Regions from separate parts of the Homo sapiens genome. Here regions 2 and 3 are each linked to region 1. Evidence: chromatin loops called from intact Hi-C (ENCODE). Cell type or tissue: Caco-2. All regions are shown on one strand. Region 1 overlaps LOC101929710 (a long non-coding RNA gene). Region 2 overlaps LOC101929710 (a long non-coding RNA gene). Region 3 overlaps LOC101929710 (a long non-coding RNA gene).

Evidence for each region. Peaks named below come from ENCODE experiments on the same cell type or tissue, not always from the same donor. Only the 100,000 strongest peaks of a DNase experiment are listed, where the experiment ranks them.
Region 2: it touches region 1 in a loop (5-fold over the local background); 2 of 110 quality-filtered maps call a loop at or near these places.
Region 3: a loop joins it to region 1, with 6 times the contacts of the local background. A loop is called at or near these places in 5 of 110 quality-filtered maps.

The regions. Positions count from the first base shown.
Region 1 is chr5:96,184,609-96,192,608 of GRCh38, reverse strand. All of the region lies in intron 1 of LOC101929710 (a long non-coding RNA gene), which reads right to left. It also overlaps a transcript of CAST not described here. Among named protein-coding and RNA genes, the nearest start is that of MIR583, 110 kb to the right of the region's middle. In Caco-2, no CTCF peak of the experiment used is centred here; a DNase peak (open chromatin) is centred at 4,648.
Region 2 is chr5:95,982,742-95,990,741 of GRCh38, reverse strand. All of the region lies in intron 1 of LOC101929710 (a long non-coding RNA gene), which reads right to left. It overlaps LOC105379096 (a long non-coding RNA gene), which reads left to right. Exons shown (of 4, transcript XR_001742447.2): 3 at 2,555-2,644; 4 at 4,388-4,476. It also overlaps a transcript of CAST not described here. Among named protein-coding and RNA genes, the nearest start is that of ELL2, 25 kb to the right of the region's middle. RefSeq lists an enhancer at 3,383-3,677. In Caco-2, no CTCF peak of the experiment used is centred here; a DNase peak (open chromatin) is centred at 3,601.
Region 3 is chr5:96,240,631-96,248,630 of GRCh38, reverse strand. The region is part of intron 1 of LOC101929710 (a long non-coding RNA gene); the gene reads right to left. It also overlaps a transcript of CAST not described here. Among named protein-coding and RNA genes, the nearest start is that of MIR583, 170 kb to the right of the region's middle. In Caco-2, no CTCF peak of the experiment used is centred here; no DNase peak of the experiment used is centred here.

The DNA.
Region 1 (8,000 bases):
AATATTTTAAGCACTTAATGCAACCTATCACATCCTTCCTTTTGAAAACTGGGGTCATATGTACCTTTCTCCATTCTTTTGAATTTTTCCCATTCTATAAAATTTCTCAAAAGGATATGACAGTTCTATGTTCATCCCAATGAGATCGTTTATTCCTAAAATGTGATTTGTCTGGGCCTAGAAGTTTGAATTCATCTAAAATATTAAAGTTATTGTTAATCTTCTCTTATCATGCCTGTAAAGACATCTTAATGCATTAATCTTTCCATGTTGTCAGCTTAACAATCATTATTCTTGGTATAGACAGAGGAAAAGCAGAAGTGCAATGTTTTCTTTTAACATGATACCATCATTCTCAAGCATTGGACCTATAATTTTCATCTATCTATTGTTCTGAAAATAGCTATAAAAATTGCTGCTGCTGTCTCTAGTGGTTTTTGTGAGCCTCAGCTAATCCTTGACTTTAACTCTCCTGAAATTCTCATTCTATTCCCTTATATCCTCCTTAGTTATATGTTTTCTCATCTATAATTTACGTAAAGGCCCTCCAGCCTTATTAGACAACTTGGAGCACAAATATGCTGGGTTCTTTACCCACTTTCCCATTTTTTGTTCCATTGAAAATATTTTTAATTATGTAGTCAGAATTTCGTAATTCAGCCATTCTTGTCACCGTGAAATTATATTTGTTTTTTGACTCTTCTTAAAATATCTTTATTTTTTAAAAAAATTCCATCAGCTGGCTGGGCCCAGTGGCACACGCCTGTAATCCCAGCACTTTGGGAGGCCGAGGTGGGCACATCCTGAGGTCAAGAGATTGAGACCATCCTGGCCAACATGGTGAAACCCCATCTCTACTAAAAATACAAAAATTAGCTGGGTGTGGTGGCGTGCGCCTGCAGTCCCAGCTACTCGGGAGACTGAGGGAGAAGAGTCGCTTGAACCTGGGAGGCAGAGGTTGCAGTGAGCCTGGTGACAGAGCGAGACTCCATCTCAGCTATTATTTGATACTCCATCTTTATTATATCCTCACAGTTTATTTGCTAGTGACATAATTATGGGAAGCAATGTAGCAGAGAGGCTAAAAGCTTAGTCTCTGGAGATGAAATTTGAATCTTGGCTATTTTACTTATGAGTCATTTAACCTTTCAGGCAAGTCTCTTATCTTTTTACTCAACTGTAAAATGGGGACAATTATTAGTACTTTCCTTTTACTGTTATTGTTAGGACTGAATGAATTAATATATGTAAAGTACTTAGAACAATGCCTGGCATATAAGTAACCTCAAGTGTCTGTTAATATTGGGACATATAGTCAAAAGTGCCTCAGGCCATGGTAGTTTTTCTGCTTATGCTGAGATACAGAAGGTACTATTTCTTACAGTCTTGTAGAATCCCATTCCTCTTTTCCAAGAATAATTTCCTTTAGCACATGCTAAAATACTCAGCAAACTGGAAGCCAGCATCCCACAGCACAAATATGGGAAAGGAGTTCTAGTTCAAGATGGTAAGCTCCATGGACTACTGTGCAGCCATATAAAAAGAATGAAATCATATCCTTTGAAACAACATGGTTGCAGCTGGAGGCCATTATCCTAAGCGAATTAATACAGGAACAGAAAACCAAATACCCCATACTGTCATTTATAAGTGGGAGCTCAATATTAGGTACTCATTGACATGAAGATGGCAACAATAGACACTGGGGACTACTAGAGGAGAGAGGAAGGAAGGGACAAGGGTTGAAAAACTAGCAGATACCATGCTCAGTACCTGGGTGACAGGATCATCCATCCGTACCCAAACCTCAGCATCATGCAATATACTTAAGTAATAAACCTGCACATGTAAATCCTGAATTTAAAAAAAGGTTGAAATTAAAAATTAAGGATGAAAATAATAAACCTATGAAGGATTACACTGCCAAAAATAAATTTTAAAAGATGGTGAGCTGAGGACACAGGTTGCCGCAAAAAGACAATAAAGAAATTCAAAGGGGAATGAGGCCTTAACAGCAAAAAGAAGAGAGATGAATCAACAAATACCAAGGAATAGAACACAGATAGAATCCTGCGGACATGTGAAATGGAGTATGGGAGGCTGCAGCAGAGACAGCAGAAGGGGCCACAGCAAAGATGGCGCCTAATTCCCCAGTGGGAACTCTGTGGAAGGTTCTTGGCACAGAGTGGGCAGGCAGAGTCAGGGAGAGTGAAGACAGGGTGTCACTCAATGTCCTTCATTAAAGAACCTACACTTTCTGATCTCCCTTCCCCACTCACACACACTGAACATACCCCAGGACTTCTGATGCAGAATAAAAGGAAGCCCAGCATTCACTTTGCAGGATAAAACCAGCGCAGGCACCTAAAGATACTGAATGAGCTGCCTGAAAAAAGTACAGGCTACTAGAGACAGGCCTAGTTCCCCAGCCCCACCCTGGCTGCCCCTCAATCCCCCAGTGCAAATTCTGCATACTAAGCCCTTCCTGCATACAAAGAATCTTCAATTCAGGGCAGAGCAAGCTGGAGAAAGAAACTACCTATCAAGCAGCCAAGAAAAATAATACCCCCAACTTGGAATAATCAATCTAAACATTTATTCTAAAATAAGAACTGATAAGCAAGGACTACCAGACATACGAGGAATACCAATAGCATTAAAGAGAAAGATCAAGATAAAAACAAGAGCAGTTGACCCAGGATAATATAGTAAACATGCAAGAATAGGAGAAAACTTAAACTAAACAATTCGAATTTGACTCCTTGTGAGTTTTTAAATAATGTTAAAAACAAAAACATGAATCTATAAAAATGTGATAGAGAACAATAAAAACTAGCTGTTAAAAGTTTTTTCCAATGCAAAAATCAAAAATTTATAAAAAAGCAGTAAAATAAAAAGTGTCTCAGAACATGGAAAGGAAACACAAAAAGATGAAACAGATGACAGAGAAGATAAGAATCATAAAGTATCAATCCACAAAGTTCAATGCTCAACCAATAGGGGTCCCAGAAAGCAAACAGAGAAAATAGAGGAAAGTAAATTACTTTTTTGCAAAAAGGAAGAAAATATCTCAAAGCTGAAGGAAGACATAAGCTATCAAACTGAAAAGGCCACTGAATATTTGCTCAGCAGGATGAATTTAAAGGAACTGATATTTAGACATATATTGAGGAATAAAGACAAGAGGGCACTGGAGCAATATCATCAGTGCTCTGAGGGGAAAGTTTTTGAACCAGGAAGTATATCCCCAGCCAAATAGCAATCAAATCTGAGGACAAGCAAAATAATTTTCAGGAACAAAGAAAAAGGACCATTATCCACCTAGCCCTCCCCCTCACCAAATCCTCTCTGATGAAATTACTTGCAAACATACTTCAACAAAGCAAAGGCGAAAACCAAGAAAGATGAAGATGCGGGATATAGGAAACAGTGGAAAAATCCAAAAAGAAAATAAAAAGAAATCCCAGGGTAATGGTTCATAGCAGACATAGAAGCAACATCCAAATTAAAATAGAAAATCAGCAGGCTATGAGAAGATTGTTGATAAAATATACTGAGTCTTTAACTGAGAAAATGAGCACAAATCTGAAACATTTCAGTGATAGAGTGAAGAAGCTATGTTTCTTCTCTCAACCAGAAAAAGAAATGGAAATTAAAATTTAGTGTACAAAAACATAAGTTCTAAATATGAAGCAATAAAAATGTGATACACCTTTTAAAAAGTGTAATAAAAGACAATTTATTTGACTTTGATGATAAACACACTATTTATCAGTGTTATAACATTAAAACCATGAAAAGAAAGTATAATCTAGCACCTTCTTCAACTCCACAGTACTCAATACTTATACAGTTCTGAAGGTAAAAAACAAATTTCATTGGCTTTAAAAATCAATTATAGAAAATTTAATAACATTTTCAGAATAAAATGTAAAATGTGAAAGAAAAGGTATAGCTGATGGATATTAAAGGGGGGAGGGAAAGACACAGGTTTTATTATTACCATCTTACATGGTATTCACTCAACAGATATATCTAAAGTTGAGGAAACAAGAAATGGGATAGACAATTATCACAGACATAGAAAAAGTTACAACCAAAAACAAAGAAAAACTAAAATTAATAACATAATATCAAACATTGGGAGAAAGAATGGGAAAAAAGTTGAGTAGTGTTTCAATAGGTTAAATCCACAACATTTAGAGAAGAAAATCATCACTCATATTTAAAGTGGACTAATCAAGAAATAATAATATAACTTATTACCAAATTTATGGAAAGATCCATTGGAAAAAATTAAAAATGATTTTAACTCAGGAGAATGAGATTTGCAAAAAGGGCAGAAAACAGTATATTTTACTACTAAATATTTTTATAGATAATCTTTCTATAATCTTCCTATAAACTAATCTTTCTATAGATGGTTTTGTATTTAGTGTCTCAATCTCTCTTCAGGTTAGCATCATTTTGTGTAATAAAAAGGCTTAGACCTATATAGACAGCAAGTAATGAATGATGAAATGAAATAATAGGACCCATATCCAGGTTCTGTGGGAGAATGTGGCAGTCCCAGGTGGGTGAGTGGCTCACTGAGTGGGCTGACCAAAGGTGATGCCATCCCTTGGGTAACTACAAAGGCATGTGAAGTCCCCTCCCAGAATCCTAGGCAAATATTTGTTTTCAGCTTAACTAAGCTGCTAAGATTCCCACAGCTCAGTAGAGATGGGACTGCTCACAGGTAGTCATTCTACCATCACCACAGTCAGTCAAGAAAGCTCTATCCTTGCACTGGGAGTTGAAGAGCTAAAACATAACATTTACGTAGCTGTTTTTAAGCTCGGTAGCCTCGACTATTGAACTATTTACTTCAACAAAAATTTCTGAGTGCCCACTTTGTGCAAGGCACTAGGGGAAATACAAAGATAAACAAGTCACAGTCCTTCTCTCAGGGAGCTTACAAACCATTGAGCAAGAGAGAGTTGTTCCTGCTACTGAATGACTCTTGGGTAAACAATGAAATTAAGATAGAAAACAAGAAGTTCTTTGAAACTAATGAGACCAAAGAGACAATGTACCAGAATCCCTGCGACACAGCTAAAGCAGTGTTAAGAAGAAAATTTATAGCACTAAATGCCCACATCAAAAAGCTAGAAAGATCTCAAGTTAACAACCTAACATCACAACTAGAAGAACTAGAGAACCGAGAGAAAACAAACCCTGAAGCTATAGAAGATAAGAAATAACCAAGATCAGAGCTGAACTGAAGGAGACAGAGACATGAAAAACCCTTCAAAAATCAACAAATCAGGAGCTGTTTTTTTTAAAAAAATTAATAGAATAGACTTCTAGCTAGACTAATAAAGAAGAAAAGAGAGAAGAATCAAATAAACACAACCAAAAATGATACGGGGGATATCACCACTGATCCCACAGAAATACAAACAACTATTAGAGAATACTATAAGCACCTCTATGCACACAAATTAGAAAATCTAGAAGAAATGAATAAACTCCTGGACACATACAGCCTCCCAAGACTGAAACAGGAAGAAACTGAATCCCTGAACTGACCAATAACGAGTTCTGAAATTGAGGCAGTAATAAATATCCTACCAACAAAACGAAGCCCAGGACCAGAAGGATTCACAGCTGAATTCTACCGGATGTACAAATAAGAGCTAGTACCATTTCTACTGATACTATTCCAAATAATTGAAAAGGAGGGACTCCTCCCTAACTCATTCTGTAAAGCCAGCACCATCCTAATACCAAAACGTGGCAGAGATACAACAAAAAAAGAAAGCTTCAGGCGAATATCCTTGATGAACATCAATGCAAAAATCGTCAACGAATACTGGCAAACCAAACGTACCAGCACATCAAAAAGCTTATCAACCATGATCAAGTAGGCTTCATCCTCAGGATGCAAGATTGGTTCAAAATAAACACAAATCAATAAATGTGACTCATCATATAAACAGAACTGAAGTCAAAAACCACATAATTATCTCAATAGATGCAGAAAAAGCTTTTGATAAAATTCAACATCTCTTCATGTTAAAAACTCTCAATAAACTAGGTATTGAAGGAACACACATCAAAATAATAAGAGTCATATACGACAAACCCACAGCCAATATCATACTGAATGTGCAAAAACTGGAAGCATTCCCCTTGAAAACTGGCACAAGACAAGGATGCCCTGTCTCACCACTCCTACCCAATGTAGTATTGGAAGTTCTGGCCAGGGCAATCAGACAGAAGAAAGAAATGAAGGGTATTCAAACAGGAAGGGAGGAAGTCAAATTATCTTTGTTTGCAGATGACATGATCCTATATCTAGAAAACCCCATTGTCTCAGCCCAAAAGCTTCTTAAGCTGATAAGCAACTTCAAAATCTCAGAATATAAAATCAATGTGCAAAAATCACTAACATTCCTATACACCAACAACAGACAAGCAGAAAGCCAAATCATGAATGAATTCCCATTCACAATTGCTACAAAAAGAATAAAATATCTATGAATACAGCTAACATGGGAAGTGAAGGACCTTTTAAAGGATAACTATAAACCACTGCACAAAGAAATCAGACAGGACACAATCAAATGAAGAAACATTTCATGCTCATGAATAGGAGGAATCAATATGTTGAAAATGGCCATACTGCTTCAAGTAATTTATATATTCAATTCAATTCCCTTTAAACTACCATTAGCATTCTTCACAGAACTACAAAAAAAAAAATTTAAAATTCATATGGAACCAAAAAAGAGCCCAAATAGCCAAGACAACCCTAAGCAAAAAGAACAAATCTGGAGGAATCATGCTACCCAACTTCAAACTATACTACAAGGGTGCAGTAACCAAAACAGCATGGCACTGGTACAAGAACAGACACATAGACCAATTGATCAGAATAGAGAACTCAGAAATAAGACCACACACCTACAACCATGTGATGTTTAACAAACTTGACAAAAACATGCAATGGAGAAAGGACTCCCTATTTAATAAATGGTGCTAAGAGTGCTGGCTAGCCATATGCAGAAAATTGAAACTGGACCCCTTCCTTATGCCATATACAAAAATTAACTCAAGATGACTTAAAGACTTCAATGTAAAACCCAAAACTACAAAAACCCTTGAAGAAAATCTAGGCAATATCATTCAGGACATAGGCATGGGCAAAGATTTCATAACGAAAACAGCAAAAGCAATTGCAACAAAAGCAAAAATTGACAAATGGGATACAAATCAACTAAAGAGCTTCTGCACAGCAAAATAAACTATCATGAAAGTGAACAGACAACCTACAGAATAAGACAAAATTTTTACAATGTATTCATCTGACGAAGGTCTAATATCCAGAGTCTACAAGGAACTTAAACAAATTTACAAGAAAAAAACAAACAACTCCATTAAAAAGTGGGCAAAGGACATGAACAGAAACTTCTCAAAAGAAGACATACACGTGGCCAATAATAATATGGAAAAAGCTCAACATCACTGATAGAGAAATACAAATCAAAACCACAATGAGATACTATCTCATGCCAGTCAGAATGGCGATTATTAAAAAGTCAAAAAACAGATGTTGGTGAGGTTGTGGAGAAAAAGGAATGCAGTTATGCTGTTGGTGGAAGTGTAAATTAATTCAGCTATTGTGGAAGACAGTGTGGTGATTCCTCAAAAACCTAGAGGCAGAAATACCATTTGACCTAGCAATCACATTACTGGGTATATATCCAAAAGAATATATATCATTCTGTTATAAAGATACATGCATGCATATGTTTACTGCAGCACTATTCACAATAGCAAAGGCATGGAATCAACCTAAATGTCCATTAATGATAGAATGGATAAAGAAAATGTGGTACATATACACCATGGAATACTATGCAGCCATAAAAAAGAATAAGATCATGTCCTTTGCAGAGACATGGATGGATTTGGAAGCCATTACCCTCAGCAAACTAACACAGGAAGAGAAAACC
Region 2 (8,000 bases), 200 kb after region 1:
AATTAATTAATTTTTTAAATGATACTATGTAAAATATCCAATAAGAAGATAAATGCTTATATTCACATAATCATTTTTAAATGTTTATAAAAAGTTTTTGACATTATAATGTTAAGCATATATAATATGCTGTATGAGCTCAACTCTAATTTCTTTTAAGTGTAGAACAAAAAGACTAGAAGATAATATAATAATTTTAAAGGTGACTGGTGGGACTGTAGATGTTTCCTTTTTCTTCTTTCTACTATTTTTCAATAGTAAGCCAAGAAAACAGTAAGATATTTTTAATATTATAAAAACAAACCTTATTATTGAATTTTTGATCCAGAAAAGAAAAAACTTCAGAATACTAGTTTGCCCCTATACTTTATTGATAAGGAAACTTCCTCATCAAATTGTTTAAACTCCCTATATCTCCTATTGATAAGGAAACTTCCTTTAAACTAAGTGAGCTCACAAAGCAAGTTGGCAATTCTCTAAAACTGACATTTCCTGACTCTGGACATGATACTATATTTTGGTCATTTTTGCTGTGTTCCAGACTCCATTTCTAGGCTTAAGGGAACAGACATGGTTCACATCAGCAAGATTTAATTAAAATAATTTTTAAATTATTAAATAAAATATTTCAAGCTTATTTTTAACATGAATGCTCTAGAATCTGGAAAATGGAAGGAATCTTAGAGTTGTGTTTCCAGTGAATATTTCAAAGGGTGAGTAGAAGTGGAATTTTATTCTAAAAAGCTTTCTAGTTTTGAGATTTAAGGGTCTAATAAAGAACTCATGTTACATTTTATTTATTAAAAGCTCACTGTTTCCTTGTTAGAGTTATTACTGTTTGCTTGCAGTTACCCAAACAGACATGGCAGGGTACAACAAGATCTTGTAAATCAGGACTTTCTGTTCTGAATGGGTTCATCTTTACTGTTGACCTCTCAGCTAATGGTATAGTACCTGATAATTATCTACTAAATCATACATTGGACATAATGATCTTTAACTTACCTTCAAATATCCCAAACAATTTTTCCTAAAGTCTTTCTAAATTAAAAAAAAAGAAGACATTTATAACTTAACATTTCATATCCCTGGAAGATAATCCAATGGGAATATATAAGGTTAATAGAGTGTTCTTATCAAAAGTGATCTGGTCTGTTTGACTTACTGTTTGGAGTCCAGGTAATCAGGCCTATTTACTAGTTTAAGAATGTTCAGCAATTAGCAGTGTTCAAACAGCACCAATCTGCTATGTTATTTCAGCTGGGAAAGCAGCTTATATGAACCAATACGGCTTCCTTTCTAAAAATAAATGACAGCACTTTCTACTCACTGGGGAGCTGGTCCTTGGTCCTTTAGGCATGTCACACTGTCACAGTGCATAACAAAACAAAAGAGTGTGAAACATCTAAATAATTAAAAACCCAAAAGATATATCATGCTCTCAGATTTAAAAAAATAATAATAAAGTAACTTTGCCAACAGAAACATTATTGCAGGAAGACAAAACAAATATAAAGTGAATTTAAGAGGTTGTCTCTTTTCCATCAAGAACAACTACCTTCCTTGTTTTTAAGGCGGCTTAGTTATATTAGCAATTTTTAACACAGGGTACCTCAAATCAACAATCCCTTGCTTTTTAGACTTTGACACTTCCCCAGCTGCTAGGCCTGTGCTTAACTAAACAAGTACAGTAGCACAAGTGGAACATTTATGTAACATAGGAACTATAAATGTTCTTTTAAAAACAGGCCCACTCGTTCCAAAAGATATGACAAAGAAACAAGAGCATTACGTTTTTTAAATAGCTTCAAAATTCCTATGAGGAATGTATATTTTCTTCTACTTGCTGAAGTTAAAAGTGTCATATCATCTGTTTGCTGATGATAAAATGTCCTTTCTAAACAATTTTTTAAAAATTCACTGAGCATTTATCGGGTGTCAGATTCTATTCTAAAGAGTTTATGCGTATTCTGTCACTTAATCTTTGCAATAACCTTATGAGGTGTGGTTACCAACATTTATCCCTATTTTGCAAATGGAAAGACTGAGACTTAGAAAGGTAAAGAAACCCATCCAACATCAGTTAGCTATAGCAAATACTGGAGCATGGTTTGCACTCAGACCATCTGACTTCAGAGTCTCCACTATGGGTAAATCAAAATAATACTAAGGAGTTTTTTTGAATAAAAGAGCTGTCAAAATATCTGAAATAAATATTACAGATAATAAAATCATCAAACATGTTCTATGTATGACTTTTATTTTCTCAGTTACAGACACTTATTTAGGGACTTCCCTTATCATTGCCAGCTCCTTCTTTCACCTTGTACCCCTTTCTCTTGATCACACACACTCACGCACACACACACACATACCGGCAGCTTCATTGTATACTGCCTGTGGTAGGAACAAATAGGGCAGAAAGAAGTTAATGTTCCACTTTAACAAATGGATTAAATGGTAAGTGTAGCCCCAGAACTGGTGGGAGGGAAGGGAGAAAAGATCATTATTTGTAGAATCGATTACATGTTCCCACTTGCTTGTTTACTTCTAGGTAAACTCATTTATAGGTATATAGAAACAAGCAAAAATGTCTCCACACAAGGGATGATTCCTGGATTTCCTTTACTTTTCTGCCCAAGCCGTAAGTCTTGCTACTTACCTGACAAAAGCTAATGTAGTGGATTTTCTAGAACAGAGTTAAAGATAAATTTTCCCTTAATAAACTTGGATCTTAGTAAAGTAGATCCTGTAGAATGTAGATCAGCACTTTCTAGTCTCTAGAACTTTCTGCAATGAAGGAAACATTTGATATCTCTGCTGTCCAATATGGTAGCCACTAGTCACATATGGCTGCTGAGCACTTTAAATGTGGCTAGTGCAATTGGGGAACCAAATTTTTACCTTTATCTAACTTTTAAATAGTCACGTATAGCTAATGGCTATCATATTGGACAGCACAGCAATAGACCCATCTCAATTACAATTCATTGAGTATCTACTGTGTGCCACATGGCTACCTTTGAGGAAGATACAATTTGGTCCCAATTTTACAGATAGAGAAACTAAGGCTCAGAGAGACTAAGTGACTTGTCCACAGATTTACAACTAATAAGTAGTAAATTCTGGATATTACATCTACATCTGTCCCTCTCAAGGCCTGATGCTTTTACACAACCTGTGGTTCTCAACACTGGCTGTGTACTAGTTGGTGTGCTCTTCAAAAATACTCATCCCCAGGTCCCACTCCCCAGAAATTTTTGTTTAATTGGTTGGAGGCAGCGCCTAGGCACGTGCATATCTCCGAAATTTCCCTGTACAACATCATCAGGTTGACTGACGCCCCCTATTCTAGTACAGGAAAACTATTTCCAAAAGGTAGTTGTGATGAGGTTCTACCTCTTCTCTCAAGCATGGTTAACAGGTTAGTGCTGAAAGAGAGAGAGAGAAAAAAAAGAAAGGGTCACACTCCTTTGTTTTACAGATCAAAGTATGAAACCAAGAGAGGCTACTCTAAGCTAAGGTGAGGTCACAGAGCTGGTGTTTGTATTAGAGCTGAGACTGGGGCCCAGGTGTTGAGTTATAGATAAATGCTCCAGCTTCTGGAGCTGTGGGGGCAGCAAGGGTCCGAAGGTCAGGAAAGCTCAGCTCAGGGATTTAAAGTCCCAGGCAGCAATCAGAAGCCCAAGGGCAGACAGGCTATGACTGTGCAGTACTTCACTATTTCTAGAGGTGGGAACACTCAGCTGTCCAGGCTTGTCTGCTTCATCCTCTCCATCTCCTTTCTGCCACTCCAAAGGTCCTTAGGAGTGGTCCACAGGCCTCTGTGCAGCATTTTTTACTCTGCCAAGGTTACTTACAATGGATATAACCCTACCCTGGCACATAATAGATGCTTACAATCATGAATGTGAAATGAATAAAAGTAGATTTGGGAACTCAAGATTACTGAGGCTACTCAGCTTCTAGGTGAGCTCAGATATCTAACTGTGAAAAATAACTCTTTAAGAAATCAAATTTAAAAATCCCTTCAGAACCTTTGCACTTTTCTCAGAAAGGTGGCTCCAGAAGACGATATCAGCCTCTAGGACAGGCTTATTTTTTGTTTCAGCAGCTGAAAAGCCTTGAAAGTGATTAAGTAAGAAGAGAAGATGAAAATACTGACAAAAAGTTAAAAAGAGGAATTTATACCATATCCATATGTACTCCAAGGGTCCTGTTAAGTACAGGCAACCTACATTTGTCCCTCTTAGGTTAGGCGAGAGTGCTTGAAAGAAACTGCCACAAAAATAGAATATGCTGCTATAAACATTATCACTCAGACTAGCTAAGTATTTCTTTCTCTTATATGATAAAGGAGTAAAAATAAAAATAATTTGTGTTTTAGATTGTCCTCAGGAATGATGTGTGGCTATAAAATGTACTGTGGAAATCATCTCTCCATTCAGGAACTCAGCACAGCTGCTACCATGAGGAGACTGCGTATGTTCTGAAGCTAACGAACCTGTGTTCAAGAATCTGCCTTTAGAAGTAACAGCACTGAAAGCCATAAGCAAAAAAATCTCAAGTATGATGGTAGCAAATAGCTTCACATAGAAACATCTACTCTGTTGGCAAGTGCCCTTTAGAAAGCAGGACTTAAATTCTTTTAAAACAAAATCACCAGTCATTCTTAGGAGTCTGCTGCTTGCAAAAGTAGGAAAAACAGGTTTTTTGAGCTACAGCTGCAGATTCAAAAATTAGTTTGTACCAGTTGATTTTGCTTTAGTAATGTAAAAAGTAAAAAACCCAAAGAGAGCAGTAAGAATTAGCTGAGGGTGTTTAGAGATGTCAAAGAAAATAACGGCAGAAAAAGCCACTTCAAATATCTCCAGATTTGAATTTCAAGCCACAGTTTCTTTTAAATCTGCTTTCCCAACCCCTAGGCCAGTTTTTCTTTAATAGTAATACGTGCCCAAGGTTTAAAAATAACACTGAGGTATTAAATAGAACATTAAAGTCCCCTAACTCCTATCTACTTTCAATCCTATTGCAAATCCCCAGAACATTCTTAAAATTATCACTGACTGTATCTTAAAAGGTTAAAGAAACATGGTGTCCAATGTGTAAATGTCCTAAGGAAGTCTGTTTCTCTGGCCTTGAATTTTCCATCAGGGGCCAGCTATGTAACTTAGGGAACGTGAGACACAGACTCAAAAGATGAAAGCTCAACTCCTCACTTCTTTCCAACCAGGTTTGTGCCTTTGAGCAGAGCATTTCCACTTGCTGGAATTCTTTTCCCCCTTCTGGAAAGTAAGGGAAATTAAAATGCTGACTCTTGGTTTGCTTCTATTCAAATCTTCTTTACTGGCATTAATAGAAACATAAAGGAGTCACAAACATAAGCCACATAGGTAATTTTATTTCTTTTTTCTTGTTGTTTCTTTTAGAGACAAGGTCTTAATCTGTTGCCCAGGCTGGAGTACAGTGGCACAAACACAGCTCACTGCAGCCTTGAACTCCTGGGCTCAAGTGATCCTCCTGCCTCCGTCTCCTAAATAGCTAAGACTACAGGTGCAGGCTACTACACCCAGCTAATTTTAAAAATTTTGTGTAGAAATGGGGTCTTGCAATGTTGCCCAGGTTGGTCTCAAACTCCTGGCCTCAAGGGAACCTCCCTCCTTGAACTCCCAAAGTGCTGGGATTACAGGATGTGAGCCACTATGTCTGGCCTTCAGCCATATAGGTAACTATAAATTTTTTAGAAACCACTTTTGGCTTTAATAATGCTCTTTATCTCAGTATATTCAAAATATCATTCAACATATAATCAATATAAAAGCATTAATATTTTATGAATAAAAATATTCAACACGTAATCAATATAAAAACATTAATATTTTGATACTATCTCTTTTTCAAAGTAGGTGTTCAATGTCTGATTTATATTTGACACAAGACATCTTGATTCAAACTAGCCACATTTCAAGTACTCAGTACTTGTATCTAGTTACTACTGTTTAGGGTAGTGCAGTGTCATACCAGTGCTGGACATTGTTCCAAAGACACTCTATTTTGGTGAGAAGCTCACTTCTGTATCTCTGCCTCTGCTGCCAAAAAATATATATTATTGATTATTATTTGTTGGGAATGTCTAATTATCAGCAACAAAGTGTAGAATCTACTTGGATTTCTCAGAGAGTTTCAGTATTAGACCTTTGATTAATACCAGTGCTATTTCCCTGTAGTAGATTTGGTCTTCCAGTGACTTTTTCTTGTCTGGCTGAGTCATTCCCATTGAATTTTAGGTCACTTACTGTAAGCTTCACAGGATAATTAGGATAGAGTATCACTGTTAATCAACAACTTGAAAAGTATCATCTGCTTTTAAAAAGCAGATGAAAATACTAACTGACCTAAAAGGCGAAAGTAAAATTTAAAGTAAATGAATTTTACTTTATTTTCTCCAAAAATTAGCTACTTTCATTCATCAATCATGTTGCATGCCTCTCAAACCTCACACTAAGAAAAACACCTCCAGCCTCAACAAGCAGTGAAAAGTAGGTCAAATTTTTAAACACTACTCTGTTTTCCAATAAATTCAACAAATAATTCTTGAATACTTTCCACAGACCAGGAGCTGTACTTAGTGTTGAGGATTCCTGCCTTGATGGTTTAATTTCAAAGATTTCATCAGGTTAGCCCATTATCAGAGACTCTGGCATGTATGTTGGGGCAGGAGTATAGGTTTGCATTCTAGGGTATTTTTTCCTATAAAGCCTTCCCCTAGGATCTACATTTTTAAATGAGCCCATTTTTACCCCTCCAAATCTATTCTGTCTGCAAGACAAAATCTGCTGAAATATGTTATATACCACTTTTGGTGTATGCTGTAAATTAAAAATCAGCATGTTTATTGTAAAAGAAAATATTCAAGCAAATTAGAAGTCTGAAAAGAAAATGTTCCCCCTTCTCTTAATGCATTATCCCCAGGTGCACCCCTTAGAGGTGACCACTGTTGAAGTATTATTCTAAAACCTCCAAGCATATATAAATATGTACACACATATGAATACATATGCAAATTTTGAAAGAATATTTTTAAAGTAACATGTGATTATGAAGAAAATTCAAATAATACAGAAGCACATAAAAATGGAGTAATCTGTATTCACATACAATATTTGATGGCGTATTTTAAAGTAACACGATTATGGACAAAATGCAAATTGTAAAATGCAAAGTGAAATTTTTCCCTACCCCACATTCCCATAACCCAAAAGTAATAAAAAAATGCCCATAGTTGTGTCTTTGTGTGTGTGTGGATCTTTTGTGAATTTTTCTACAAATATATATAGACTATGCCTAACAGAGTTATGAAATGTGCTTTCAAATACTTTTTATTGTGAAATCTAATATATGCATAGGTAAGTGTACAAAACAACAAAGTGAGCCCTCTTGCAACAACCACTCAGGTTAAAAAGCAGAGTACTGCCAGCCCTCTTCAGGACTTCTAATCACTACCCCCTCTCACCCTCTCTCTCAGAGGTTTCCAGTATCCTGACTTTTAGAGTCATCAACTTGTTGTTGTTCTTATTAATTTTATTGCCTAAGCACACATCATTAAGCACTATAACTTTGCCTGTTATTAGAGTTTAAGTAAATAGAACCATACCATATGTATTTTCTTGTGTCTGGCTGCTTTTATTTACAAAATTTGTTTATTTTTAACTTAATACATCTTGGGGCATCTTAGTGAACATATATAGAATTGCCTCATTCTTTCATTTTCATGGTATAGAACTGAACATATTTCCAAATGAATAACCGAATTATTTTCACGCTTTTTGATCATTATAAATAATGTTGTAAAAAATATCTTGGGCATTTGTCTTTATAAATTAATTTTTTAAAACTTAAAAAGTAATCCTACTACTAATGTAAAATTAGGTGGAATATCAATTATTTCAGAATTCTGAATGAAAGAACCTTTATCTTTAAAAATCTATAAATGTCAAATG
Region 3 (8,000 bases), 56 kb before region 1:
ACTGACATTACAACAAATTAAACATTAATTATCGAGCATCTTTTTACTCTAACCCATTTCTATCTGGTTTTAGTTTTAAGTCTTTTGGAGTTTTATCCCATCTTGCCACTTATTCCTGTATATTCTTATTCTTTCCTTCAAGCTGATTAGTAATGCTAAACTCAGGAGCAGAACTTTGAAATTACTGCCTTTAAACACACCCAAATATATGGCACACGTTTCATCTCCCTTTGGCACAAAAGCCTAGCGCATTCCGCCCCTCTCACCATGGATACTATCTCATTTAGCTCAGTCCAAACTGTGCTGTCTGCAGAGACTGAAAGCCTGTTGGGTCATTAAAAGAGATTTCCCTCTCTTTACACTCAGCCAGTGTGCATCAAGTGGTTTAAATGAAACACACTTTCAAAAAGGGTCCAAGAGGGACAAAGAGCAAAGGGGAGAGAGAGAGAAAGAACAATAAGATTTGTAGAAATAACTAAAGGGGAGGCCAAGAATGCTTGGTGACAACCAGCATTTTCGGTAGGTGTATTTATGGTGTTAATAGCAAAAAGCAGAAAGCCAAGATGAAGCCCTTCTCACTGACCTCAAAGGTATACTTGGCTGAATATATTACCTGTAAGCAGTGGCTCTGCCTGTCCCCACCGAGTGGCTACTGAGGGCTGAGGCTATAAGCCAGGAATATTCTTCCTCTTGTACCCAAGCAGTGCATCTCTGCACATGGCTGCTCTGTGGCACCAACATCTTCCCTGGGAAAGCAGCCAGAAGGGTGGCAGTTTTCTTTGGAGACTGGGCATTAATTAGGTATCCTTTGCTTCTATAAGATAACACTGTAGATGCTTTTCTTTGCACTGATTATCAGCACACAGAAAAGGCTTGTGTTTCTCTAAGCTACCGACCAGCCAAGGGTTTGTATTGCTGTGATAGCTGCCAAGTGATTTTCTGGTAGAGAAATAAAATGAGAGGAAGGAGAATTCAAGTCTCTTCCTGCTGTAACTCAGGACCCAGTATTGCTGATATCCTTAGAGGGAAAGAAAAAGTCAGTGTTCTGACTTGCACTTGCTCCCCATTCCAGCTGGGCAGTGCTTCTTTTCTCTCCAGTTTGAACATGTTACACGTCAATCTGCTGACACTCATGCACAAAAGCTCACTCCAAGTTTGGTGCTACGCACATGAACTCTGGAGTTACTCAGAACTAACTGCTCCAACCACTTAGAGTCCTGTGAAACACAGCCATGCACCAGTAAGCAAGGCAAGCAAGTAAACAAAGCCTTCTAGGCAGCCAGAATACACATCATGACATGCATAACCCAAAGTTGGAACCCTCACTCCCAGGAGACTGCCAGACTTCTGCCCAGAATCCAACTCACTCCAATTAAGACCTCATTCTATGTGGTTTGGCTATTTAGTACCACCGCCTGCAAAGATTAGAAACAGAAAAATAAAGGAATGTGTGTTGCCCAGTCAGACATAGTGACAGTGCTACGGGACAGCTGGCCCTTAAGAAAGAGACAGAGCTTATGGCACCACACAGGCAAACCAAAACCAGTCAAACCCCAAATAAAATTCATAGAAATAAATGATCTATATACTTAATGACTTTCTTGATATATTGTAGAATACAGTAAAATAAACCATATTTGTAATCAGACTTCCAAACCATGAAGAAAAATACAAATGTTTAATGCTTGCTATGAAAAGAAGTGGAGTTTTAACACTCATTTAAAAAGTTTTGATCCTTCCATAGGTTAATTCCCGTTTTCTAGAACCTCTATTAATTACTAAAATTATTATACTTCAATATTTACCTTTAAGGTACATGGTCACTTATCTAGCTACCTAATAGTTGGCCAGATCGAAGCCAAGCCAGGAAATGTGAAAGTGGGTGAAATATGTCAAATTCAAATTACTGGGGAGTGAAGCTGGCAATTTGAGGGGAGGAAAGGAGACTTAAAAAGGTAGATGTACTGAGAAACTTGCTTCCAATTACTCTCTTACTCTTCAAGAACACATTGGTACCAGTTCTTGTACCCTGCAAGCTAGCAACTGTGCCAGTGGAGTGAGAAAGGTGGGCTATTTCTTCTTCATAAAGGACTTAGAATGCTCGTTCACAATTCTAGCTGATCCTCAGAGCTGCTTGTTAAGAAAACAGGTTTCCGCTTTGGCTCACGCCTGTAATCCCAGCACTCTGGGAGCTGAGGCGGGCAGATCACAAGGTCAGGAAATCGAGACCATCCTGGGTAACACAGTGAAACCCCGTCTCTACTGAAAATACAAAAAGAAATTAGCCGGGCATGGTGGCGGGTGCCTGTAGTCCCAGCTACTCGGGAGGCTGAGGCAGGAGAATGGCCTGAACCCCGGAGGCGGAGCTTGCAGTGAGCCGAGATCGTGCCACTGCACTCCAGCCTGGGCGACAGAGCAAGACTCCGTCTCAAAAAAAAAAAAAGGAAGACAGACAGGTTTCCAGGATCCACCCTTGGATATGCTAGTTTGGAAGGTTTGGTTGGGATGCTGGAGTCTGTGTTTTTTAAATCTCTGCCAAGTTTGGAACCTCTGACCAGGGATGCTATGGTTTTGAGAGGTTCTCTGAGTGCCTGGGCTTCTCAGTTCAACTACCTCTACCTTCAGGATTTACAATCACCTGCCTCCTCAATCCAAATGGTAGTTGGTGCTGCTTCTGGGATACACTTAGATTCAGCCGGGTCCTGCGCTGTGAACACACAGAGTTCATTCTCCCATATAAGACCAGTCAGCCTCATAGCTAGCACCCTAAGAAGTTCAAAGACATTAAGACAGAACAAGAAACAATAACATTTGCCGTAAGTCCCCCCAGCTGCATGGATTTTCCAAATACAATCTCACATAGACCAAGTCTTTAAACTAAAACTAATCATCAGTAATGGATTTGAATATGCAGAACCTTCCTGCATGTGTAGAACCAAAGCCTAGTTATGCTTCTTTGGTATTTCAGCCTGCCAGTGTCTACTCACTATTTGTTTTTTTTTTTTTTTTCCATTACACAGAGAGCAAACACTGATAGCCCTGAACACACAGAAAATTTCTTCTGTGTAAACTAAGTAAACTCTGTTGTCAGTGGGGCAAATTGTTAACCTCTTCCCTTCTATTGCTTAACAGGGAGAGTATATAGTGTGAAACTAAGGGAAGGAAAAAGATAAAAATTTACAGTTTTCTGTACACTCCTATGAGATCCCTGTTATGAGTGTTAGAACAGTTAAAGATAAAGTGGTTGCCAGCTTTGACTATAGATGCTCTAAAAGTTTCCACACAACCATTACTTTCTAGCTCCTTGGAGGCTAGTATTGTGGTTATTTATCTCTGGCTCTGCACAAGTGTGTCTAAAACCTTACTGCCAGTATTGATATATTCGGGACTCTATCCAGTTTTTCTTCAGCAAAGAAAAAACTTTTACACTTTTGCTGCATAGCATAAACCTAAAATTTAATGAACTAAAATTCTCTAGAATTTAGAAAGTTTTCTAAATATGTCATAGTATGAATGTATGTGATTTGAGTAGGATGGACTGGGGTTAAGGGAACAAAAAGGAAGGAAGATTTTTTGTAGTCTGTTTAAATAAATTGTGAGTGGATTACCTCTACTAAAAAGAGGAATAGTTATAATTGCTTTTGATAGACATATTTTAGATTTAATCTAAATAATCTACAAAAGTTCTTTGCTCCGCATGCCATTTTGCCACCTCACTCTAAAACATATCCCCTAAGGCTATATTTACCCACACTCATGAATATCTTAATTACCCACAAAGTCACTCAATAAATATTTAATGAAATAATGAATAGACGCCACTTAAAAATTTTCACACCACTTAAAAATTAACATCCCAAGTTTAGAAACAAAAAGAATTTTACAATTTAAGAAAATGAAAATGTGTTATAGTAGAAAAAGTGCAGGCTTTGTAGTGAGCAGAACTGGGCTGGAATTCTAGTTAGCTGATAACTAATGAACAAGCCTCAACCATTCAGCTTTCCCGTGTATAAAATGGGGTAAATATTATTTACAGACTTGCTATAAAGATCAGAAATAATATCTGTGAATCTCCAAATAATGTCCGGTATCTATAATTTTGGTGGTGATGATGAGTTTTCTTAAAGAATTAATGCTACTGTGAAACAGCTATTTATTTCCATAATTTTTCATTTTCCAACTTTTTCTGTGTCGGATAATTCTACTATGGTTTTATTATTTTGCTTACCATATTTCCCAGAACAATACAACACTATATTTAGAAGGAATAAGAAATCATAATTCAAAGCAAAATACAAATAATTTAAAGTCTTGTGGAATATTACTTAATTGCAATGTTTGGAGCTTTCCTGAAATCTTCTCTTTATTTATCAAAATTATTGGATCTCAATAAATAGAAAGTCATTTTATTTATTGAGTGAATTTATTGGAAAGATACAAGGAAGCTCATAGAACTGGAAAAAATGCTTTATGATCAGACTTTGGGAAGAACAGAAACTACACTGCCCTGGGGATCAAGGTAGAGGAACTAAGGGAGTGCCTTAGGGCAGTGTGGTCAGAATATTCCAACTCTAGCCACTTTCTAACCTTAACGTCACTCTGCTTAAGAATAATAAGAGTGCACTCATGTACTGCTTACCCTATGCAGTAATGCTTCTAAATACTTTGCATGTTATTAACACACTTAATCCATACAATAGTTTTATGAGGTAGGTAATTCTCAGGAAAAGAACACTCTCATAGGTATGGCTTGAGTCAAGTGCTCATGCATTTGGGAAGGGGTACCTCATGTGATACTGCCATTAAGATAAGATGGAATAGGGAGAGGTCGGGGTAGTTTTACCCAAAGTAGGGTTAAATGAATCTGGGCAGAAAAAATCCGCAGATGTCCACAGACAAAATCCACTACATTTGATAAAACCCACATGCCTGACTCTGAGGGATGCATATCTCTATTTCTGGCGAGCAAAATATTTTTTATTGGTGGCATTCACTGACCAGCATTTAGAAAGTTCAGAAATAAAAAGCCTCTTCTCCAGAAACTGCATCTATATTTTTTCTCTTACTATATGTGGATAGAGATATAGCAGTACTTAAAGTAAATATGTGACTGCATATTGGTGCCATTACTAATAAAAGGAAAAATCATGTGTATTTAACCAAAAAAAATTTTAAAAATGTAAATTCAGTCAAGCTTAACTTTTCTGACTCCACAAAGTCTAGGAACCACAGAGGAAGAAAATTCTTCTTCCATTACCCTAGGATTAGTGAGCAAAACGTTCTTCAGTCTCTTGTAACAGCTTGGTAAAAAAAAAAAAAAATTCTCTATTGATTTGCTTAAATAAATAAAACTTCCATTGCCAGAGAGAAAAAAGGCATTTAGTTATGCTGAGTACTTCTATTTTTAAAAAATAATCCCAATGTTTGACCTGTAAAGAAAAAAAAAAAAAAACAGTTGCTGCTGATAAATCATCATACTATTATAATGGGAAGTACTTTGAGAAGGGTGGAAACCATACCTTATTTATCCTTATATGTGTTCTGCCTAACACAGAAATATAAGGAATGCAGCCAAGATTTATGTTACAAATTAAGGAATAAATTTTGAACGTATTTATAGAGTAGTCCCAGTTTTTATCATGCCACACTATCATTATTGCCATTTGATGTATCCAAAAAAGAAATATGAAGAAACCTCAATGATTTCAGCATATGCAAGAATAATACAAAAGTCACATAAAGCAGTTAGTATCCCTTAGGCTCAAAATGATGTTCATTCTTTGTTCAGTCACCAGCTATTTTTGACCATCTTTTATGGTCAAGTCAACAGGGCAATGTTAAAAACTGGAAATGTGAATCATAGCACAGATGCCTAACACCTCCTATTCTCAGATTTCCACTGAAATGTCGACAGGGTTATAAAAGACAAAAGAAAATCACCTTCAGATTTAGAAACTATGGAGACACCATCCACAAAAGAGAAACCTGGAGGAGTTTCAGTTATAAATAAAGTAGATCAGATAAAAAGGAAATACATAAAACCAGTCACCAAGGAACAACTCTCAAATTCTGCAGTACATAGTCTCTTAATTGGAGGGACAAGATCTGATAGCTGGAGGCTCCATGACAGCAGAGAGCAAACACACTTCTTTGGCTTCCATTTGCTGAGGGTGATCATCAGCATTTAAAAGAAGTATTTCAGCTGGACATGGTGGCTCATGCAGGTAATGTTGGCACTTTGGGAGGCTGAGGTGGGAAGATCACTTGAGGCCAGAAGTTTGAGACTAGGCTAAGCAACATAGCCACACCCTGTCTCTAAATAAATAAATAATTAATTTAAATATGTGAAAGTTAGCTGGGCTGAAACTGGATCCCTTCCTTACACCTTATACAAAAATCAATTCAAGATGGATTAAAGACTTAAACGTTAGACCTAAAACCATAAAAACCCTAGAAGAAAACCTAGGCATTACCATTCAGGACATAGGCATGGGCAAGGACTTCATGTCTAAAACACCAAAAGCAATGGCAACCAAAGCCAAAATTGACAAATGGGATCTAATTAAACTAAAGAGCTTCTGCACAGCAAAAGAAACTACCATCAGAGTGAACAGGCAACCTACAAAATGGGAGAAAATTTTCGCAACCTACTCATCTGACAAAGGGCTAATATCCAGAATCTACAATGAACTCAAACAAATTTACAAGAAAAAAACAAACAACCCCATCAAAAAGTGGGCGAAGGACATGAACAGACACTTCTCAAAAGAAGACATTTATGCAGCCAAAAAACACATGAAAAAATGCTCACCATCACTGGCCATCAGAGAAATACAAATCAAAACCACAATGACATACCATCTCACACCAGTTAGAATGGCAATCATTAAAAAGTCAGCAAACAACAGGTGCTGGAGAGGATGTCGAGAAATAGGAACACTTTTACACTGTTGGTGGGACTGTAAACTAGTTCAACCATTGTGGAAGTCAGTGTGGCGATTCCTCAGGGATCTAGAACTAGAAATACCATTTGACCCAGCCATCCCATTACTGGGTATATACCCAAAGGACTATAAATCATGCTGCTATAAAGACACATGCACATGTATGTTTATTGCGGCATTATTCACAATAGCAAAGACTTGGAACCAACCCAAATGTCCAACAATGATAGACTGGATTAAGAAAATGTGGCACATATACACCATGGAATACTATGCAGCCATAAAAAATTGATGAGTTCACGTCCTTTGTAGGGACATGGATGAAATTGGAAATCATCATTCTCAGTAAACTATCACAAGAACAAAAAACCAAACACCGCATATTCTCACTCATAGGTGGGAATTGAACAATGAGAACATATGGACATAGGAAGGGGAACATCACACTCTGGGGACTGTTGTGGGGTGGGGGGAGGGGGGAGGGATAGCATTGGGAGATATACCTAATGCTAAATGACGAGTTAATGGGTGCAGCACACCAGCATGGCACATGTATACATATGTAACTAACCTGCACATTGTGCACATGTACCCTAAAACTTAAAGTATAATAATAATAAATTTAAAAAAAATTCTTCCAGATAAATTTTAAGCACATAAAACAAATACATGCTTATCATATAAATAGTAGCATATTATACATTCTGATATTAGTACATAATAAATTTCATTCTGTATTGTAGCTGTATAGTATTCAATATGTGAATTAAGTATACTTTATCCATTTCCTTCCTAATAAACATTTATATGGTTTTCAATCCCTCTAATGTAGCAAATAGTTCTGTAGTGAATAATCTGGTATAAATGTCCTTTTGAAAGTATGTAAAATTATCAGTAAAATAAATTCCTAGAGTTAACTCACTGCATCAGAAAAAAAAAAAAAAAAAAAAAGAAAGTTAGCTGGGCAAGGTGACATGCACTTGTGGTCCCAGCCACTCAGAAAGCTGAGGCACCACAATTGCTTGAGCCCAGGAGTACAAGGCTGCAGTGAACTAT